3 separate regions of the Homo sapiens genome follow, and all the other regions are linked to region 2. The links are chromatin contacts, found by Hi-C or POLR2A ChIA-PET in ENCODE. All regions are on one chromosome and are shown on one strand. Each heading gives the region's core, a stretch centred on a gene start or an enhancer-like site at or near the end of the contact. The rest is flanking DNA. Distances are from core to core; before and after follow the strand shown. Region 1 overlaps DLGAP1 (DLG associated protein 1). Region 2 has its middle 48 kb from the start of LPIN2. Region 3 holds the start of DLGAP1-AS2 (DLGAP1 antisense RNA 2).

What was found. Hi-C counts contacts between places; a loop is a spot of excess contacts on that map. ChIA-PET counts read pairs that join two places held with the same protein, here RNA polymerase II (POLR2A). Pooled maps may share reads with other maps.
Region 1: a loop to region 2 is called in a map with no recorded cell type, with 8 times the contacts of the local background. The contact joins two enhancer-like sites. A Hi-C loop is called at or near these places in 3 of 168 maps with a recorded cell type or tissue (CD8-positive, alpha-beta T cell and naive thymus-derived CD4-positive, alpha-beta T cell), 5 of 37 single-sample maps with no recorded cell type and 13 of 50 pooled maps. POLR2A ChIA-PET finds 5 or more read pairs at or near these places in 5 of 52 experiments (CD4-positive, alpha-beta T cell, CD4-positive, alpha-beta memory T cell, activated CD4-positive, alpha-beta memory T cell and 2 more).
Region 3: a map of natural killer cell shows a loop between it and region 2 (7-fold over the local background). The contact joins the promoter of DLGAP1-AS2 here to the enhancer-like site in region 2. A Hi-C loop is called at or near these places in 4 of 168 maps with a recorded cell type or tissue (CD8-positive, alpha-beta T cell, naive thymus-derived CD4-positive, alpha-beta T cell and natural killer cell), 3 of 37 single-sample maps with no recorded cell type and 11 of 50 pooled maps. POLR2A ChIA-PET finds 5 or more read pairs at or near these places in 5 of 52 experiments (CD4-positive, alpha-beta T cell, CD4-positive, alpha-beta memory T cell, activated CD4-positive, alpha-beta memory T cell and 2 more).

Annotation. Positions count from the first base shown.
Region 1 is chr18:3,584,653-3,587,352 of GRCh38, forward strand. The region is part of intron 7 of DLGAP1 (DLG associated protein 1); the gene reads right to left. Among named protein-coding and RNA genes, the nearest start is that of DLGAP1-AS1, 8.1 kb to the right of the region's middle. RefSeq lists an enhancer at 2,286-2,455. Within about 2 kb of position 1,284, at least 6 of the 41 ENCODE cell types and tissues checked have a DNase peak (open chromatin) inside an H3K27ac peak, as active enhancers do.
Region 2 is chr18:3,059,430-3,062,129 of GRCh38, forward strand. No RefSeq gene overlaps it. Among named protein-coding and RNA genes, the nearest start is that of LPIN2, 48 kb to the left of the region's middle. RefSeq lists enhancers at 1,222-1,516, 1,884-2,013. Within about 2 kb of position 1,307, at least 8 of the 41 ENCODE cell types and tissues checked have a DNase peak (open chromatin) inside an H3K27ac peak, as active enhancers do; they include CD4-positive, alpha-beta T cell, CD8-positive, alpha-beta T cell and natural killer cell, where a contact is called at or near this core.
Region 3 is chr18:3,602,146-3,605,005 of GRCh38, forward strand. It overlaps DLGAP1-AS2 (DLGAP1 antisense RNA 2), which reads left to right and starts at 1,592. Exons shown (of 3, transcript NR_119377.1): 1 at 1,592-2,070. The region is part of intron 7 of DLGAP1 (DLG associated protein 1); the gene reads right to left. RefSeq lists enhancers at 1-612, 613-1,407, 1,183-2,382, 1,408-2,201, 2,579-2,648.

The sequences.
Region 1 (2,700 bases), core at 34-2,533, 530 kb after region 2:
TGACATAGAGGCAGTCACCCCTCATTCCCTGGGTGGATGACTGGCAGAGGCCCAGCCCAGGAGAACTTCCCATCTATGTTGACTCATGAAACACACAACTTCATCTCTCTTTTTTTTAGAGATAGGGTCTCACTCTGTCATCAGGTTGGAAGGCAGTGGCACGATCATGGCTCACTGCAGCCTCGATCTCCTAGGCTCAAGCAATCCTCCCACTTCAATCTCTTGAGCAGCTGGGACTAACAGGTGTGCACCACCACATCCAGCTAATTTTTTATTTTTTGTAGAGATGGGGGTCTTGTTGTGTTGCCCAGGCTGGTCTTGAACCCCTGGCTTCAAGCGATCCTCCCATCTTGGCCTCTCAAAGTGCTGGGATTAGAGGCATTAGCCACTATGCCATGCCCGGCCCATCTTTATCATTTGAATGCAGCTCAACAATAAGTGTCGACTTCCTCATTTTTTAGCTAATGCACCTGACAGGAAATACGACTCAGGGAAAATACAGTGCTTGCAAGGTGCAGAGTCAGGAGCGAGCCAGCCAGCCTCAGGTTCTTCCCACTAGCCCACAGCTAAGCCTCTGGCTAAACAATGCCAGTGCATATACATTGTAAATATCTTGCCTCACTCAATTTAGTTTCTTGCATCCAAACCATGGTGGAGCTCTGGTTCCCAGAGAGGCATGAGTGATGGTAGTCCTGCTGGGAGTAACGCTCATCTCAGTGATTCAGCTGAAGACCCAGAGTGGGTGGGAGCCATAATTAGGATAGAACCTCTCCCTGCTAAAATTGAATGAAACTACAGCATTGTACCACTTCTCCTAAGACATGTCTTTACAACGTGAACTCACTATTTTGTTCAAAATGGATTCTCAGGACATTCCGCCCACTGATATTTCAAGAAGCTAAATAACATATTCCAACATCAAATGTCTGATCTTTTGGATTATGTATTGCTTCTTGTTAGCTCTCCTTGGTTTCTTCTTTTAGTGTGGATAATCCAAACTGGACAGTGAGGCCAGGCACAGTGGTTCACACCTGTCATCCCAGCGTTTTGGGAGACTATGGTGGGAGGACTGCTTGAGTCCAGGAGTTGCAGACCAGCCTGGGCAAGATAACGAGATCCCATCTCTACACAATTAGAAAACAAAACCAAACAGTCCCCCTCCAAAAAAAAGCTAGATAATTCAGCCAAATATGGAATCATTTGATTTGCTGTGACATACAGTAAAAATCCTGCCATGATGTGATAAGTGGGGGTGGGAGGGGCTAGTTCACATTGTTTCCAACGCATGACTGACCTTGGGGACTGAGCCTCCAGTGCGGCTCCTACACTCCCCAGGCCAACTGCAATTGGACGCCACCTGGTGGCTGTTGTCAGCTCATCTTCGCTATCGATAGGGATAACTCTGGATACCTTGCTCAACAGGGACATTGGCAGAGTTCCAGTAATGCTTGACATCTACCATGGTTAGACTGGACAGGGAGAATACTGGAGACATGGCTTCTCCAACAGGGTGGTCCAGCCCCCAACACCCAAAGAAGATAAGATTTTGAGATCCCCCCCAACTTCGAATAAGGGAGCTGAATGGAGGGCAGGAACCATCTCCCATGTTGTTATACGGAGGGACATTACTCATTATTATGAGGCTTAAGGAAAGGAACCATCTCCCATGTTGTTATACGGAGGGGCATTACTCATTATTATGAGACTTAAGGACAGGAACCATCTCCCATGCTGTTATGCTGAGGGACTTTACTCGTTATTATGAGGCTTCACTGCAGTGAGCGGCACTGTCCAGTCATGGGCTAGGAAGGTAAAAGGAATTCAAATCTTCATGACTGCTTTTTTTTTTTCAACTACAGACGGGATCTCACTGTGCTGTGTACGCTGGCCTTGAACTCCCAGATTTAAGAGATCCTCCCCCTCTGCCTGCTGAATAGGTGGCACAACGGGCGCATGCCACCATGCCCGGCTTAAGATTGCCATTTGAAGGAGAGGAAAGGGATTCAAATCACAACTCACACTTCCCCATAGTTCCCCTTCTTCATTTTCCAATTCTTCTGCACTCCAAAACTCATACAACGAAATCCTTCCATTTTCCCCAACATCCCCCTTTCCTAGATTTGCTAAGCCCTAAACCCACACTTCTCTCCTAAGGGTATTTTGTTTGTTGGTTGGTTGGTTTCAGTTCTACTCTCAGAATTCAGTGCCAGGAAAGATTTAGAACCCACTGAGAAGGTCTGAGCACCAGCAGGTGTGTGACACATAAGAGTGAGACTGAAGGAGGGTGAAACACCAGCCAATATGTTTGTCTTGCCTGGTCAAAACAGAAAGAGAAAATGAGAAAGAGAAAAAGAGAAAACGAGCAGTTTCTATACAGTAAGTGAAACATCTGATTTGTTTAAGAGTGACGTTCTCTTTTTATTTTGAGACGGAGTTTCGCTCTTGTCGCCCAGGTGCAATGGTGCAATCTCGGCTCACTGCAACCTCTGCCTCCCGGGTTCAAGCAATTCTCCTGCCTCAGCCTCTGGAGTAGGTGGGATTACAGGCCTGCGCCACCATGCCTGGCTAATTTTTGTGGGTTTAGTAGAGACAGAGTTTCACCATGTTGGCCAGGCTAGTCTCAAACCCCTGACCTCAGGTGATTCACCTGCCTCGGCCTCCCAAAGTGCTGGGATTACAGGCATGAGCCACCGCTCCCTG
Region 2 (2,700 bases), core at 57-2,556:
GGGAGTTCCCAGAATTTGACTCTTGTTTTGAATGATGTCTTTGTAACAAACTTCCTGTGTTGACAAAGGACACGCTGAATTTCTGTTACTGTGGCTACCACAGAAATGAGAGCAGTTCCAATCGTCTCACTGAATTAAGGCCTTTATACAATTTCTTTCAAGTTTTCTAATTTTTATTATGTTTGTAGCTCTATAATATACAACCATAAAACAAGATAATATTACTATAACAATAATAAACAACTGTATCTCTATATATCTCTATATAATACACAAATAACACAGTAACAATACTTTACAACAATAACTCTACAGCATACCACTATAATAAACATTTGAAGTGACATGTGGGTTTTTTTTTTTTTAACTTCCCCTAGTCTTTGGACTTATTTTGCTTTAAATTATTTATCAACAAAGGTCTGAACACTTAATAACCTCTGCCTTATGGTGATACATTTCCTCATTATTTTAGTTTTGTATTATCAAAATAGAGTGAAAATGAGACAAATTGTCTCTGAACCTTAGCTATGCAGGAGATCAATCTGCTTCTACTTCATAAAAGTTGTTCAAATGTCACTGACAGGTTCTAGTAGAACCAGGGACATCAAAGTGTCTATTTAAAAGCTAAAGTGATTTTAGCATGACCATATTTTAAAATGCAAATGAATTTTTTCTATTACTCTAGCTAAAATGGCTTCTCATTATCATTATGTTTTTATATTTTTATGTTTTCTTTGAGAAGGAATCTCGCTCTGTTGCCCAGGCTGGAGTGCAGTGGCGCAATCTCAGCTCACTGCAACCTCTACCTCCTGGATTCAGATGATTCTCCTGCCTCAGCCTCCCAAGTAGCTGGGATTACAGGCGTGCACCACCACGCCCAGACGATTTTTGTATTTTTAGTAGAGATAAAGTTTCCCCATGTTAGCCAGGCTGGTCTCAAACTCCTGACCTCAGGTGATCCACCCACCTCGGCTTCCCAAAGTGCTGGGATTATAGGCGTGAGCCACGGTGCCTGGCCTATATTTTTACTTACAGCTTTTCTTTTTCTTTGCTGCCTTGTATTTAAAGGCAACAATCTTTTTTTACACAGCGTTAGAAATGCTCAACCACTTTTTGAAATGTTAACCACCATAATGCAGCCCAGATAAGAAACAAAATTAAGAGCCTCAAGAAATACAAAATTGAGAAACATTCCAACTAAAAACGTTTAAACAAAATAGTCTCATTCTTTATAGATACGAAGTTTATGTGTAGAAGCCAATACACATTTCCTGCCTCTTCCCCCTCACTTCCTGGCCGCCGGTGCTACAGAGCAACTGTCCTGCCACACTTGAGTGAGATGGAAAAAACCAATTCTTCACCCCAGTTCACTTCCATGACTTCCGGCAGTGTCTGTTCAGAGGTCAAAGCTGTTGGTGATTTTCCACTTGTGCTGGACATAAACCTGGCAAAAAGGCAGGAATTTTAGGGACAGAGGGCTTTCTACCATGGCAGGTCAGAAGGGCCTGGGGGAACAGGGCCTGACCCACACCAAGTAAATATTTGTTGAATGAATGAATGAATGGAAGAAATGGTATCTTATGGTTTGTCTTTTTTGGAGACAGAGTCTTGCTGTTGCCCTGCCTGGAGAGTGGTGGCACGATCATGGCTCTCTGCAGCCTCGAGCTCCTGGGCTCAAGCATCCACCCATCTCAGCCTCCCAAGTAGCTAGGACTACAGTCATGTGCCACCATGCTCAGCTAATTTATTTTTATTTTTTGTTTTTGGTAGAGACGGGGACTCTCTGTGTTGCCCAGGCTGGTCTCAAATTCCTGGCCTCCTGAAGTGCTGGGATTATAGGTGTGAGCCACCGTGCCCAGGCAATGCCCCGTGTTTTTAATAGAATGACGTAGAGGTAATTGTTTTTTCTTTCTGTTTTGAGATGAAAACAAGGAATTGGTTTCATTTTCATTATTTTTTCATCTGTACTTCAGTGCTGCTGAAACTTTCACCTGAGAGGAGGATTTCAGATTTCTCGATTCTGCCCCCGCAACGAGTTGCTTCTCTTCTTTCTCTGCACAGTCTTCACTTTCATGAAGCCAAATGCCTCCTTGCAATTCAGCTCCTGGTTTTGAGTGTGTAAGGAAGACACACGCTTCTCGTGAAATTCTGGAGAATGTCTCCGGACTGCGTGGGAAGCTTATGAACCAGAGGTGCCTGTACTGACAGAAGCCTGTGAGCAAAGAGGGTTCCGAGAACTGGTTAGCTCTTTCTAGCCGGGAATATTAAGCTGTAAAGAACAAGGAAATGGAGGGAGCATTCACATATGTACTGCAGTTGGCATGGGGGTCTCCTTGGAGAGGCTTCCTGTGGGCAACTATGGGTGCATTCAGTAGGGACATTTAGATAACTAAGATGAGCCCTGGAACAACCAAAATAGAGTCAATGTAATAAAACACTCTCTGATTCTGGGACACGTCCCCCTCGTCTCTGAAAGGAAACACTTGGCTTCAGTTTGGCTCAGCAATGTAACACCTTTTCTCCCGGCTTAGAACCAGCTCTTAGCAAGCAGAGTGGGTGGCTTTTGTGTGATACCATGGGCACTAGTAACGCCTCAGGCTGAAGTCCCGGCCTGATAGGTTATGCCCTTAACCTTCTAAAACCAGAAACGAGAGGAAAGAAACCACAGAAGGAAACTGTAGAAACTCAACCCCAGGGGAG
Region 3 (2,860 bases), core at 342-2,841, 540 kb after region 2:
AAAGTGTGTCTGCAAGTACTCTCACCCTTCATTCATTCAAGCTTTGCCTAGTACACACTTTTTGGAAACCATTTCCCAAAATGCATGCTTTTATACCACATTTCCCACCCACCAGATAACCGAGACAGTGCACGTAACACAGTTTGAATTAAAGAATAATCTTGTTTTGGCCGGGCGCGGTGGCTCACGCCTGTCATCCCAGCAATTTGGGAGGCCGAGGCGGGCGGATCACGAGGTCAGGAGATCGAGACCATCCTGGCTAAGACAGTGAAACCCCGTCTCTGCTAAAAATACAAAAAATTAGCCGGGCGTGGTGGCGGGCGCCTGTAGTCCCAGCTACTCGGGAGGCTGAGGCAGGAGAATGGCGTGAACCCGGGAGGCGGAGCTTGCAGGGAGCCGAGATCGCGCCACCGCACTCCAGCCTGGGCGACAGAGCGAGACTCCGTCCAAAAAAAAAAAAAAAAAAAAAAACAAAGAAACTTGTGTTGGTAGACAAATAAATTCATGAACTGCAGATATAAATAGATCGAGCACTAGATATGTTTATTATCTCCAGCACAGCACTGCCTCCTGGTGCGGATTATATTCCAGTTTTCAAAAGGAACCATAGAAGATACAAGCAATACGATTTTATTTTGGAGGGATTTCTAGCATCATAGGTCAAAGACGTTATTAAGTATCGACTCTGAAAAAGCAACTATAAATACTGCAAATCGACTAAGCCAGAGGACGCAAATATATCCTGCGTGTTGTGTGCTGGACTGTGGTTGAGACTTCATGGTCGTGCTCTGGGCTCATGGGGGCAGCTGACTGCTCATAATTAAGATTGCTGTTGCCGCTGCCTGTGTTCCAAAGAGAACACAAGAGGACAGAGCTAAGGTGTAGGAATGCGGAAGAACTTGCAGAAACTAGAGCTAGTCTTCGGATTGAAATGAATTACCAATAAAGGGTTGGGAAATGGATCAAGGAGAGGGAAGCGTTTTGATGGTCCCTGCTCCGAGGTTCAGCCCATTTGCAGTTGCTGATAACCTTGTCAGGTCACCAGATAAAGGCAAGTCTTGTCACCCTCAGGCACCTGGCTGCGAAGTAATAAAACGGTTGCCTTATCATCTAAAGGTGGAGTGAGTCAAACCTCAGCCCAGGGTAATTATAGTAAACTGAAATTGCCTGTCCTTTACAAAAAAAAAGGCGGAGGGAGAGAGAAAGGAAAAGGGCTTAAGGCAGGAAATTGTGTTTGTCTTTCTCCTTGGATTTAAAAAAGAAACGAGCAAAACAGCAAAAAGTTTTCCAGGGAGTGAGAAAAGCAGCCCGGCTAGACTCCCCTCACCCTGGGTTAACAGGATTGCCGACAGATCAGGCCCACGTGATGGTCAAGAAAAGAGGCTCAAGCTGATGAAAATCCAAGAAATCTTCTTAGGAGCCTTCCTTTCTAAATGTAAATGACTGAGTCATTGCTTTGCTAAGGAGGGAAGGAAGTTACAATCACACCAAGTGACTCATTCATTGCTGTTAGCTCCGGCAGTTGGATGAAAAGTTTTAGCAAAAGCAGCAACAAATGTACTTTAAATACTAGCACAGTAAGGGAATTCCTGTCTTTCAGGATGAATGCCATCCACACAAAAGAGCTCCTGTTGACATCTCATTTACAATCTCCCCCAGGACACAGACAAGACCCTTTCAATAAATCCAGCTCAGAAACACCTATTGTTCAAAATCTTCAACTCGCCACAGGCTACCACCACTCCCTATGGCTTTGCAAAATTAAAGATTTAGAAGAAGGATGGGGCGGTGGAAGCTATGAAAAGAGGCAGGAAAAAAGTTCCTTTGACCCGATGCTGTCAGAGAGCGTGCATGAAGAAGAAAGTTAATGGTATTTCCATTTATATAAGAAGCGCCTAAGAAATGCCTGTGACGTTCGTGAACTAGTGATTGTGAATTCCAAATTTGATGCCAACTTTATGTGTAAAGAAGCTAACTCCTGCCAACATCGTGGCTGAATGAACAGCTGGGACTATGCTTAACCCATTCCCAGCTTATAAAAGCCCCATGGCAGCTGCAGTGAAGCATCAGGTGAGTCTGATATGGGCTGTCTGTTCCCTCGGGGATTTGAATCTTGCCTGTCCTTTCCAAGTGGAGTCTTGTGCCTAAGTGCTAGAGCCCACTCCTTCCTCCCCACTGATTCCCTTCTTTCCATTTCTGCCATTTCCCTTCTTCTTTTAATAAAACTTGGACATTTTCTGGAGTTACATGTTTTTCTTGGGATGTACTTCAAATTAAGGAGCATATTTATGTTTACAAACACACGCACACGCACACACACACACACATACACACAAAAGAATCGGGCATTTCTCAAGTGGTGATACCTTTACCCTCCTTATTTTTCACTTAAGGTTCCCCATCTCAGTACACGATCCCTTTATCTGCCCCGAGTTCAAGCCAAAACTCAGCATTATCTGTAAGCACTCCTTTGGGTCCTTCTCTCCAGTCTCTTAAATCCCTGTGGAGTCATTCCACATCCTTCTGTGCATCTTTCTGCTTCCCTAGATCCTACAGTTTTAATGTTATCTTCTGGAGTATCACAGCAACTTCCTTAACTCAAGGTTTCTCCAACTCTGAGTTGTCACTTAGTGGGTAGTGAAATAAGATGAGTCATGCAGTTTCACCATTTAGAAAATGCAAAATGTTAGGTAGAAAATGTCAGCGTACATCCTGTGTAGAAAAAGTAAGTCTTGTTGTGAAACCTCTTTCAGTTTGTGTGTGCGTGTCCCCGGATCTGTGTACATACTGGGCAACAGGGAAAATGCATTTTGTAGGTCAAAATATTTGGAGAAATACGTTTCTACTTAGTCTCACTGGG